Linked DNA regions of Mus musculus: region 1 is linked to region 2. The links are chromatin contacts, found by Hi-C or POLR2A ChIA-PET in ENCODE. All regions are on one chromosome and are shown on one strand. The core of a region is the stretch at or near the end of the contact, and the rest is flanking DNA. Distances in the headings are between cores, read along the strand shown.

Evidence for each region. A loop is a pair of places that touch in the nucleus more often than their neighbours do. ChIA-PET counts read pairs that join two places held with the same protein, here RNA polymerase II (POLR2A).
Region 1: a map of v-Abl transformed pro-B cells shows a loop between it and region 2 (2.2-fold over the local background). The contact joins the promoter of Smc5 here to the promoter of 2410080I02Rik in region 2. A Hi-C loop is called at or near these places in 2 of 37 maps with a recorded cell type or tissue (both v-Abl transformed pro-B cells). POLR2A ChIA-PET finds 5 or more read pairs at or near these places in 3 of 5 experiments (Patski and embryonic stem cell).

What each region holds. Positions count from the first base shown.
Region 1 is chr19:23,270,828-23,276,687 of GRCm38, reverse strand. It overlaps Smc5 (structural maintenance of chromosomes 5), which reads left to right and starts at 2,791. Exons shown (of 25, transcript NM_001252684.1): 1 at 2,791-3,054. The coding sequence starts at 2,870. Gm33950 (a long non-coding RNA gene) reads right to left here and starts at 2,780. Exons shown (of 2, transcript XR_386613.2): 1 at 2,683-2,780; 2 at 2,329-2,464.
Region 2 is chr19:23,130,318-23,135,922 of GRCm38, reverse strand. 2410080I02Rik (a long non-coding RNA gene) reads right to left here and starts at 1,425. Exons shown (of 2, transcript XR_386610.3): 1 at 969-1,425; 2 at 1-564.

The DNA of each region.
Region 1 (5,860 bases), core at 1,542-4,041, 140 kb before region 2:
TTCATGGGAATTGTTTCTATGGTTGGATTTCTTTTTATTGTATGTATGGTGTTGTGTGAGTGAAAGCACACGTGTAAGAGTCAGAGGATACCTTCTAGGAATTGGTTCTCTCTTTCTACTGTGGGACCCCAGATTGCAGCAGATACATTTATGTGCTTCATCATCTTGCTGGTCCAACCTTATCCTTCTTTCAGGATGGTATCTGTTAGCTCTCAGACAGTTCCTATATATAGAAAAGCTCAACCTGGACTATAGAAGGATTCCTGGCATTTAGATAAAAAGCAGCATTCCTCTGGAACTCGTGAAATGCTTTGCTATCTCCCAAGGGAATCATTTCCCTTGCCACTGGCAGAAGGAACCTACGGCTGCACTGACCTGCACATCACAGTCCATGCTGGCCTCCAGGCTCCCCCGCCCCCCCTCACAGATGCTCATTATGCTTTCCCAACCCCCACACTAACATCTTGGCCCCTCTCACCTCCTACTCAGTCTCTTTAAAACCCTCATTCTCCCTGCCCTGCTTTCCTGGAGAGATGGTCTTGGCAGCTTGGAGTAAGCTTTTCCCTTCCAAGCACTGAGCGGCCATTTCAGTGGTTTCTTTACTGTGCTTTCTGATACAGTGGCAACCATGACGAGCCAGTTAAAACCCACAGTATGACTGTCTTTCTGCAGTCATCCAAATTTGGGGATTTGTTCCCAACTTTTAAGTTTAGAAACATAACTTTAACAGCATTCTAAAAGTCTCATCCTGGCACGAAATGGTAACGCTGGTCCCATTAACTCTTTAACTTTAATGGTGAAGCTCTTAAGTCCCACCATTGCTGGTTATATTCTTATTTGTCCATAGAATAAATTCCCTCATAACTAATTACTTGTTCAGAATCTGACTCTCCTCTCCTCCCTCCTTCTCCTTGATAGGATTTGTGATCTTCCTGGCCAGTATACTGAGTGTTGAGACTGCAGGCATACACCACCATGCCTGGCAACCTTTAAGTTCTTGAAGCCAAGAATATACCAGCTATGTGTAGAAGTACTAGCAGCATGGTATCCTAAGCACTGGGTCTTTTTATTTCTTCCTGTTACTTGAACATTTTACAAGGTATTCCTTAATTTTTACACACACACACACAGAGGCACACACACACATCAAGTACCCATAACAAGTTTATATGCTTTCTACAATGATTATGTTTTCTTTCATTTTAACTTTTACTGAGCAGATTCCATTTGTATGAGAGAAAGAAGCAGGGGCCTGCAAAAAGGAGTGTTGGTTCTAGTGGTCAAAAGAGGACTCTACTGCATGGGATTTCTAACTGGCCTCCCCAGGTCTCCTTTCAATGAGTTTTCCACACAGCAAGCAGAATGACTGAAAAGCTTTAATTAGATCACAGGCCTCTCCTACTTAAAACTATTTAATGGTTTATCTTTATTTCCCCATTACCCTAGTCTCTGGCCGGTTATTATTGGTTGGGTGAATGTTGCCTATGGGCTTCAGGGGCATAATCTTTGAAAGGGCTAATGAGATGAACATGGGCACAGGGAGGTAGAGCCATTCCTAAAGAAGCAGGGAATTTAAAGACCCTGAAAGGACCCCTATGGAAGATTTAAAGGAAGGATTGAAGAAAGCGAAGGGGATGGTAACCCCATAGGTAGACCAACAATATCAACTAACCTGAACCCCTAGGAGCTCCCAGAGAATAAGCCACCAACCAAAGAACATACATGGGCTGGTCCAAGGCCACCAGCACATATGTAGCAGAGAGCAGCCTTGTCTGGCCTTAGTGGAAGAGGATGTGCTTAGTCCTGCAGAGACTGGATGCCCCAGGGAGGGGGGATACCAAGGGAGAGGCACCCTCTCAGAGTCAAAGAGGAGGAGCGATGGGGGGGGGGGGGAAGAACTCTGGGGGGGGGAGAGAGACAACATTTGGGTTGTAAATAAGTGAAATGCTTAATTAAATAAAAGAAAGAAAGAAAAGAAAAAAGAAACCCTGAAGGGAGAGGCCATCTGGTGGCTGCACTGGAACTGGTGGCTGCACTAAGGAAGCAGAAGTAGTAAAAGTTCAAGACCAGCCTGGGCTCTCTAGTGAGTAGTAGTCCATCTAGAGCTATATAAAGAGTCTGTCTCAAATAAATAAATAAATGTATGTGCTGGGAGATAGCATGATGGCCCAGTGGTTAAGAGAACGGACTGCTATTCTAGAGGACCTGGGTTCCACTGTCTGTAACTCCGAGATCTGACACCCTCACACAGACATACATACATGCAGGCAAAACATCAATGCACATAAAATAAAAATAAATAAATTATACAATAAAAGGACTAGGAAGTGTGAGTGGGCAAGTAATTAATACACTCTTCACAATCTTGAGAGCATCAGATGGTTGTTAGTGCCATGCTTCCAACAACAGGCACAGTCAACAGGCATCTTTTCTTTGGAGTTCATTTGAGCACCAGGGAAGGAAACTGCAATGTAGAACATAAGACAGATGAAGCCTGGAGTTCTGGGAGGGACCGTTGCAAAGTAGTAACACACACACACACACACACACACACACACACACACACACACACACACACACACACACACACACGAGAAACACACAGAGACACACACAGAGACACACACAGAGACACATACACACACACACACACACACAGACACACACACACACACATCGCACCTCTGAGGCCACCGGGGAGCGTTGGTCGGGGCGTGGCCTCGGGTTTGCGGGGCGGAACCGCGCAAGCGCATCGGGGCCGCGGGGGCGGGGTCAGGCGGGGTCAGTTAGCGCGGGAGCCGGGCGCGGAGGCTCCTGGGCTGCGGCTCGCCGGGAACGGAAGCCGCTGCGGGACGCGGAGGAAGCCAGGATGGCGACTCCGAGCGGGAAGGCTGCTCCCCCCAACCCCCAGGTTTCCAAGCGGTCTCTCCCGAGAGATGCTTCCTCCGAGGTCCCGAGCAAGAGAAAGAACTCGAACCCGTTGCCGACGCTGCCGCGGCCGTCCGGGACCTTCGTCGAGGGCTCAATCGTCCGCATCGCCATGGAGAACTTCTTGTGAGTGGCGGCAGGCCGCGCTGGGCGGGAGCAAGCGGCCCGCAGGCCCGGGGCGGTGGGCTGTGCCCGGCGGTGGGGAACCTGTGCCAGGCTAACCCTGAGGCATTCCCTGCCTAGGCCACGAAGACTGGCCGTGTTGGCTGTAGTAGGCGTGTGGCCTGATGTTTTTATCCACCCAGTGGTTTTGGAAGGCGTCGGCTCTAGGCAGTAGATACGAAGGGGCCGGGTCTCTAGTTTGTTAATCTGCGAATCTCGATCTACCACGGACCTGTGCACTTCACAAAACTCGACAGTTACAGCAGAGTGGCAAATTTTAAAAAGTGTACACGATTTCCAGAATGGGCAGATGACATGGTAATGGTTGTTGATTGGAGATTAGAGTGTACCAAAGAAATTAAAAATCGTGTTCCCAGTTTTTGTACCTCCTTGCAGATTCTTGCCCCGTCCAATCCTCCTTTCTTCCTTGCCCCGACCCCAACTAGTTGAGTAGATTCTAAATGTTACCAGAAATATCATTATCTGTTTATCATCTTAGAGTTATCTTTTCGAGGTATTTTTTCTTAAATGTAGGCTTGCATAATTTATAGACCCTTAATAACAATACCATTTTTTTTTCAAGCAGTTGTGTATCAGGTGTTCGTTTGTTTTATTTACACATCGCTGCGTTTCTACCTGTCTTTGTTGATGACATAAACTCATGGCTATTGTTTTTTTGCCCCGGTCTGTATAGATTCTAATAGCAAAATTGCTAATTTGAATCCTGATCAGGAAAGGTAACTGTACTCAGCATGAGGTTATCTGCTGTAACTTATCTACCCAGGATTTCATGGGAGGCACAGACTGAAAAGGCTAAGTCCATCCCCAACCATCAGAGCTTTGTGAAGAAGATACTAAAGTAGAAAAGGAGGGAAGACGATTACCCAAAGAAGGAACTGCCTGAAAGCCAGTTTGTAATGTTTCGTGAGTGACCTTAGGTAGAATGTAAGAACATAGGTGAATAGAGGTTGGAAACGATTGTTCCGGCTTGTCTGTTACTATACTAAAGAACTCCAGCATCATCCTGCAGGCAGGCGGTCGGGAACCTGTGATTTTGAAAGGGTGCCAGATAGCAAGCAAGAATATTTAAAGTAAGAAAGCAAGAATGCAGAGCTGAAAGGGTTATTTGATAAGATCTGCCTATAGATTGTGAGGCCTGAGAGTGGAGGAGTGTGTCCTAGTTCTTCCCAAGTCTGGCTCTGGCTAACCAATCTGGTTATTCAAGAGAGAGTAGTGGGGGGGTGGAGTGGACGGAGAATAAATGATGAATGCAGTTGAGCGCCTCTGTCTTGAACTTTCCTGTGGGATAGCTAAGAGAGATGTATGCATGGAGTTTCTAAAGGCCTCGACGAGCTCAGAGAGAAAAGAATAAGTCACAGGCTTGGGAGTCCTGTGTATAGGTGGCTATTGATGTTACAGAAATCTTTGAAATTACAAAAAGGAAAATATAAATTGGAGGAATTAAAAAGTGTTTATTGAGGAACTGAAGGGGTCTGCAACCCTATAGGTGGAACAACAATATGAACTAACCAGTAACCCCCAGAGCTCGTGTCTCTAGCTGCATATGTAGCAGAAGATGGCCTAGTCAGCCATCATTGGGAAAAGAGGCCCCTTGGTATTGCAAACTTTATATGTCCCAGTATAGGGGAACACCAGGGCCAAGAAGTGGGAGTGAGTGGGTAGAGGATCAGGGCGGGGAAGGAAAGGGTATAGGGGACTTTCAGGATGGCATTTGAAATGTTAATGAAGAAAATATCTAATAAAAAATTGAAAAAAAAAGTCTTTATTGTAAGAATGAGAGAAGATGAGCGCAGAGATCTCCTGTACTGGAAGGTGAGCTGAGACTCACGGGGGACTCGTCAGAGAGGCTTAGTTAAAATAATCCTTGAAGTAACTGCTCCATTGAACTCGTAATGAGACCGAAGCCTCCTACATTGAGCAATTGGAAAAATGTTTTCCCTTTGATCAAGTAGTACAAAAGAAAACTTTTTAGACCAAGGAAGAAAAGCTTGGACCAAAACAGCAAAAAGAAAAAAAGTAGGTGAAAAATGCAGAGTTGGGTATGGTTTTGTTTATTTTAATAATATAAGATTTTAGATTTGGGGGGGTATATTCAGATTTTCTAGAGGAACAGAACTTATAGAATACATCTATATCCATATACAGAAAGGCTTCTTATTAGAATGGCTTACAGGCTTTGGTTCAGCTTGTCCAACAAAGGCTGTCTACCATTGACAGTGGCTCTAAGAAGCCAGTAGTTATTCTTACTTTGTCCATGACACTGGATGTCTCTGCTGGTCTTCAGAATCCCAGAGGTAGGCTCTTGATGCCAATGAAGAAATGGACTTGTCACTGAGAGCAAGAGGGGAAGCCAGCAGGCAAAGAGAACAAGCTTCCCTCTGTGTCCTTTATAGAGGCTTCCAGCAGAAAGTGTGGCCCGGAGTAAAGGTGGATCTTCACACCTCAGAAGATCTGGATGAAAAGTGGGTCTTCCCACTTCAAGTGGTTTAAGAAAAAAATCCCTCACAGGTCTACCCAGCTGCTTGGGTTTTAATTAATTCTAGATGTATTTAGGTTGACAACCAAGTTGTCACAGAACGAGTCTGAGAGAAGTGAGTCCCAAGCAAGTAGGGGGGCTAGCTAAGCTTAGAGAATTCAGATGGACTAGAGATAGGACAGGAGGTTGCTGTGAGCAAATTAAGTCAGATAGGTTGAGAGTAGAGGGAGAGTTATAAGCTAAAGGAAGCACAGATTAGTCAGGAAACTAGAA
Region 2 (5,605 bases), core at 176-2,675:
ACGAGGAATCCGCCCCAAACTCGTGCAAGGAGCTCCGGGCGCCCGCGCCCACGTGAGCTAACCTTGACATTAGCCCCCCCACACCTGAGGTGGAGGTGGAGCCACGAGGGAGGGTTGCTGGCCCCTGGGGCGCTAGCCACTGGGCTCGCACGCTCCACGTGAGCGCGCCTCCCTGTTTCGTAACTCTAGCGATGTTTCTTTCTTTCTTTTTTTTTTAATCCCTGAGGTACCATGGGTGTGAGGTGTGCTGAGAAGGCAGGCCACTTTCCACCCCCACATCCTCGAAGATCAGGAAAACCTGCCCTGCGGTCCCTCTGGGAAGACTGCAGAGTAGGGTGTCGCGATGACATCAGCTTCTAAACATAGTCCATACCGCACCCCAACTCTGGGCCCTGCGTGCAAGGCGCGGGGGTGGGGGAGGAAAAGAGAGGTGGGGTGGCTGGTGTTGCTGTCCCTGGGCGGGGCGGGCTGGCCGGCCAGGCTGTGCGAGTGGAGATGACTTTGCAGGAATCGTGCTTTCCACGACTGCAGCCACATCTTTCCTACGATGACCCAGCCACCCGGCTTAAAAAGAAAAAAAAAATTAATGTCGTTCCTTGCCCTCCCCTACCCCACAAAAGCTATGCACACACTCAAGCAGTATTTCGACCCGGTGTCCCTTTCATTTATAAGCCTATGCATCCCCAGCCAGAGCACCAGGGTTCGGCCGGGTGCTGGCGCCCCCCGAGTATGGTTCTGCCTCGAGGCTAAGGCTGCGCTGGGGTCGGCGCGGCCCTCTGGGTGAGTCAGAAGGGCTGTGTTTCCTGTGGTTGTTGTGGAACAGTTTGTCCTTTTTACCCCCCTCCCACCCGTCTCCACCCCCTTGGTAAATATAGCGCTCACGTTTCATCATCTCTTTGTCCAACGAGCGCCAGACACCCCGGCCCGCGGCCCACGCCGCCTCCCTCCTCCTCCAGGCTCTCGGTTACCTCGCATAACCCCGCGCACTGGCGGCAGCAGCAGCCGCCCCTCAGCCCCGGCGCCGTTCCCCGGTGCTTCCCACTGCAGGACACTCCCGCCCTCTGTCATCCCCTCCCCCTGCTTCCAAGTCCCCTTAAGCCCCTAGTCCCACCCATTCTCCCCGATGTCCCCCTAGATGTTTGGAGATAGTCACTCCCAGCTTTTCCCAGTTCCCGGAGACACCCCACGCTCTGGCCCGTTGCTGGGTCCTCCACCCCCTCTCGTCGCAAGTCCCAAGTCTGATGCCATGTGCCCCTCCCGAGCGAGCGCAGGTGACAGGCGGCTGAGACAGTTCTGATTCAGCGACAGTTGCTTGTACTTAGGGGTGGGTGCCTGGCGAGCAATCTCCTTCCCACCTCCTGCCACCCCTACCCCAGTAGGGACGTGGGCTGCAGGGTCGGGAAGACGAGGTGAGTGGATGACAGGCAAAAAAAAAAAAAAAAAAAAAAAGTGTATGCTTGTTCTTCACTCTCCCTCCCACTCCCTGTTTCATTTCCACACATACAGCCACCCACCGGGACCGGAGGCGGCTGGTGTTCTCTGAACACCGGGAACTGGCTCTCTCCGTGGTCTCCTGTTTACTTCCCTCTTCTTCCCTCTCCCTCCCTTCGCCCATCACCCGGGACTGCCTCCCTTCTGCCTACAGCAGCTGGGAAACCTGCCGCAAAACACTGCAGTCATGGGACTTTTCCTGCGCCCATGTGCCTCCTCCAGTTTGCCCTGTTCTACCCTGCCCTGCCCTGCCCTGCCCTGTGACCGCTTGGGGCGCGTCTTCGTCCTGGAAGGGAAGGCTCTTAAAGCTCCTAATCCAGCAGTGCGTCAGCTCTCTCCTTCTCTTGTCTCCTCTACCCTTCCCCCCACCCCAAACCTTCCTGCAAAGGCTGGGCCTGGCAGCCTTTTTGGCTGGAATACTAGGCCACCCCCATGAGCGGCCACCTGTCTGGGGAGAGGTGGCGAGACAGCTGACAGGTCCTAAGAACTCTGTACCCAGGAGGCAAGACAGCTAGTTTCTTTGCCATCCCAGACTGTCCTGTTTGTGCCCTGTTTGTGCCAGCTGCCCCAAATTTTCCTAGTGCTCCCCCACCCCCCGAAATCTATTCCCAGGGACACACCTCGAGAGAGGCAAACCCTTCTCTTTTTAAGCTTGCCTCCCTGCAGGGAAGAATTCAGCTTTTCCTTACAGTTAAGCTGAATGAACAAAGGGCCCCAAGGAAGACAAGAGGTTCCAGCTCTGTTTGCCGCCTGTCTGAGGTTCACCCCATTTTAAAAACCACCTCTTCACCACCCTCTGCTCACTGCCATGGTTACCACCGCCCTGTCCTTGAGCGGCACTGGTCGTTCAAAGGCAGAAACAACAAGGGCATTTTAAGTGTCCTTTTAAATATCCAAAACACTGTTGGCATTTAGGAAACAGAGAAAGGGAAATAAAAGGTCTGGTTGTTTCTCGTTTCCTTCCCAGCCCAGGACCCTGAATAAATCCTTTACCCTGGGTGGCCTCTTAGCCCCCCAAGGAGAGGACGAAGTTTATGAGGCCTCTGGAGTGGAATTTAGCACCTGTTAGCATTAGTGTTGTTCGCTGTGAGTTGCCTCTTCCTTTCCCTCCCTCTGCAGCTTTAGACCTTGCCCCCAGGCTAAGCTAGCTCCACCCGGCGCCTTGTGAAAGTCTTCTGACTTTCGCTCACCTTCATGCTCTGAAAGTCCCACACACTTAACAGCCTTCCCTCCCAGCTGTTAACACTGTTAGTGGGGTTAGCATTCAGGTAGGCAAATTGCCCATCTGAGATTCTCAACCCTGAAACACTCCATTGTTATTTGGGTACCCTAGACCTTTGCAACACCAGAAACTACCTCCATTTCTGAACTCTTAGCCTTGCACCGTACTTCCCAGCCGTACTGGCTGGTTTTGTGTGTCAACTTGACACAGGCTGGAGTTATCACAGAGAAAGGAACCTCCCTTGAGGAAATGCCTCCATGAGATCCAGCTGTAAGGCATTTTCTCCATTAGTGATCAGAGGGGGAGGGGCCTAGCCCCTTGTGGGTGGTGCCATTCCTGGACTGGTAGTCTTGGGTTCTATAAGAGAGCAAGCTAAGAAAGCAGGGGGAAGCAAGCCAGTAAGTAACATTCCTCTATGGCCTCTGCATAGGCCCCTGCTTCTTGACCTACTTGAGTTCCAGTCCTGACTTCCTTTGGTGATGAACAGCAATGTGGAAGTGTAAGCTGAATAAACCCTTTCCTCCCCAACTGGCTTCTTGGTCATGATGTTTTGTGAAGGAATAGAAACCCTGACTAAGACACCAACTAACACTTCTTTCAGAACAATTCTTCAACTTGGTTGTGGCCTCCAATCTCCTTTTTCAATGCTCAATCTTGTTCTTACGTCCCTCCTACCTAGCTGTGACATCATAGTCTCTATGCATGCACCCCTCACCTGGTTCCTGGAACTTCCTGGCAAGACGCAGTTTCTCTCCAACCTGCCATGCTGGACTAAAATATCGAGGCCAACTGTTACCACTCTAAATTTATGGTCTCTAGTGGGCTCACAACACTGTCCCTTTGCATATCCCCAGGGACTTTCCTTTCCCACACTCTGAAATAACTAGATTGCACCTTCTGTCCTCAGACACCCTCCTGGTTCCAAACACACTCTGAGCCAAAACCCCTGCTGCTTATTTCACTGAGAAAAGAAAGGCAAATTTGACAAAACACCTCACCTTCCACCTACTGCCCTGCCTTGCTGTCTTTCTGTTCAGGTGCTGCCCACACTTCTGTCCCTTAGAGACCCATTTGCATTTCACACAGGGCACCAGGATGCCTCCCCAGGGTGCCTCCCCATTGTCTATTGCAATGGGTAGGATATTGTTTGATCCCAAGGTTTCATGTATTGAAGTTTAATCCCCATTGTGAGATGGTAGAATATGCCAAGATCGATAAATTGGTCACACATGAGAATATCATTTAATCTGGGAGTTCGAGGTTCATGTCCCTTTTCAGAGCTTTCCTTATGCTTTGTGCTTGCTGAAGGAGCCAGAGGACAATAGGTCAGTCCCTAGAAGCCACGCTTGTCTACCTACAGGTTCCCTTCTAAGACCCTGACAAACCAAGACAGGCTTCTGCCTGACTTCACTCTAAATACACCAAAGAAGGGTATTGGGCTTCCTTATAAAGCAGAAGTAAGTAGATTCTTACAGGGGCTTCAGAGCTCTTCCCTCTCCAACAGGTCACACCAGGAAAACCTTTACCCAGCAAGGATGGGAGCCATGTAGATTAAGCTCCCTCCTCATGTTTTTCTCAGCCTCTCTACTCTAGCCCAGCCCTGAGATCACATGCGATTTAGGAAGAGTTGCATACAAGAGATAGTAGAGAGTGTTGGATACTCATGTGAGGGTCTCCCAGCCCTTCCTACCTCTCTACGTGAGGAGGTAAACACCCAATACAACTGGGATAAACTTTTGGCAAGGGGGTATAGCTGAACTCCCCAAAGAGCAGTTGTTTGGCCCAGAGGACAGTTCTTGGCAGATTCTAGTACCCTTGTCCCTTGCCAGGTGAAGCTCTATGCCTTCAATACTAGCACTGCCTTCCTAGGACTTGTATCACTAGAACCATGAGCCAAAACATGCCTTTCTTTTTAAAGCAGTCTGCTTTATTTTGTTATAGTGATTGTGATGGTTTGAATAGGAATAGCATCCATAAATTAATGAGTTTGAATACTTGGCCTATATGAGTGAGTGGCACTATTAAGAGGTGTGGTCCTCTCTCACCACCACTCCCTCTCTGTCTTCCCTAGACTTGAACCCTCTAGAGAACCGGAATCAGTGCAGTCAGGGCATGGTGGTGGTGGTGGGGGGTGGGGGCATCTCTGGGATGAGATAGAAACCTAGGACAATGGAAACTCCCAGGAATCTATGAGGGTGACCCTAGATAACACTCCTAGAAATGGAGAATATGGAACCTGAAATGACTCCCTCCTATAACCTGGCAAGGCTTCCAATGGAGGCAGAAGTGGGAGGAGTTAGTACACCAACCCAGCCACAGAATTTGTCCTGCCTACAAGATGTGCAGGGATAAAGATGCAGAAATTGAGGGAATGACCAACCAATGACTGGTCAAGCTTGAGACTCATGCCATGAAAGAGAGCCCATCCCTGGTACTATTAATAGTACTCTGCTGTACTTGCAGACAGGAGTCTAGCATAGCCATCATCAGAGAGGCTTTACCCAGCAACTGATGGAAACGGATGCAAAGGACAACAGCCAAACATTAGGTGGAGCTCAGGGAATCTTACGGAAGAGGAGGAAGAAGGATTGAAGGAGCCAGAGAGGTTATGAACATCACAAGAAAACCTGAAGACTCAACTAACCTGGGCCCACAGGGGCTCACAGAGACTGAACCACCAACCAGAGAGCATGCACAGGACAGACCTATGCCCCCTACACATATGTAACAGACATGCAGCTTGGTCTTCATGTAGATCCCCTGACAGCAGGAACAGGAGCTGTCTCTGACTCAGCCATCTGCCTTCGGGTACTTTTCCCCTAACTGCCTTGTCTAGCCTCAATAGAAGATGCACCTGGTCCTACTGCAACTTGATGATATGCCAAGGAAGGT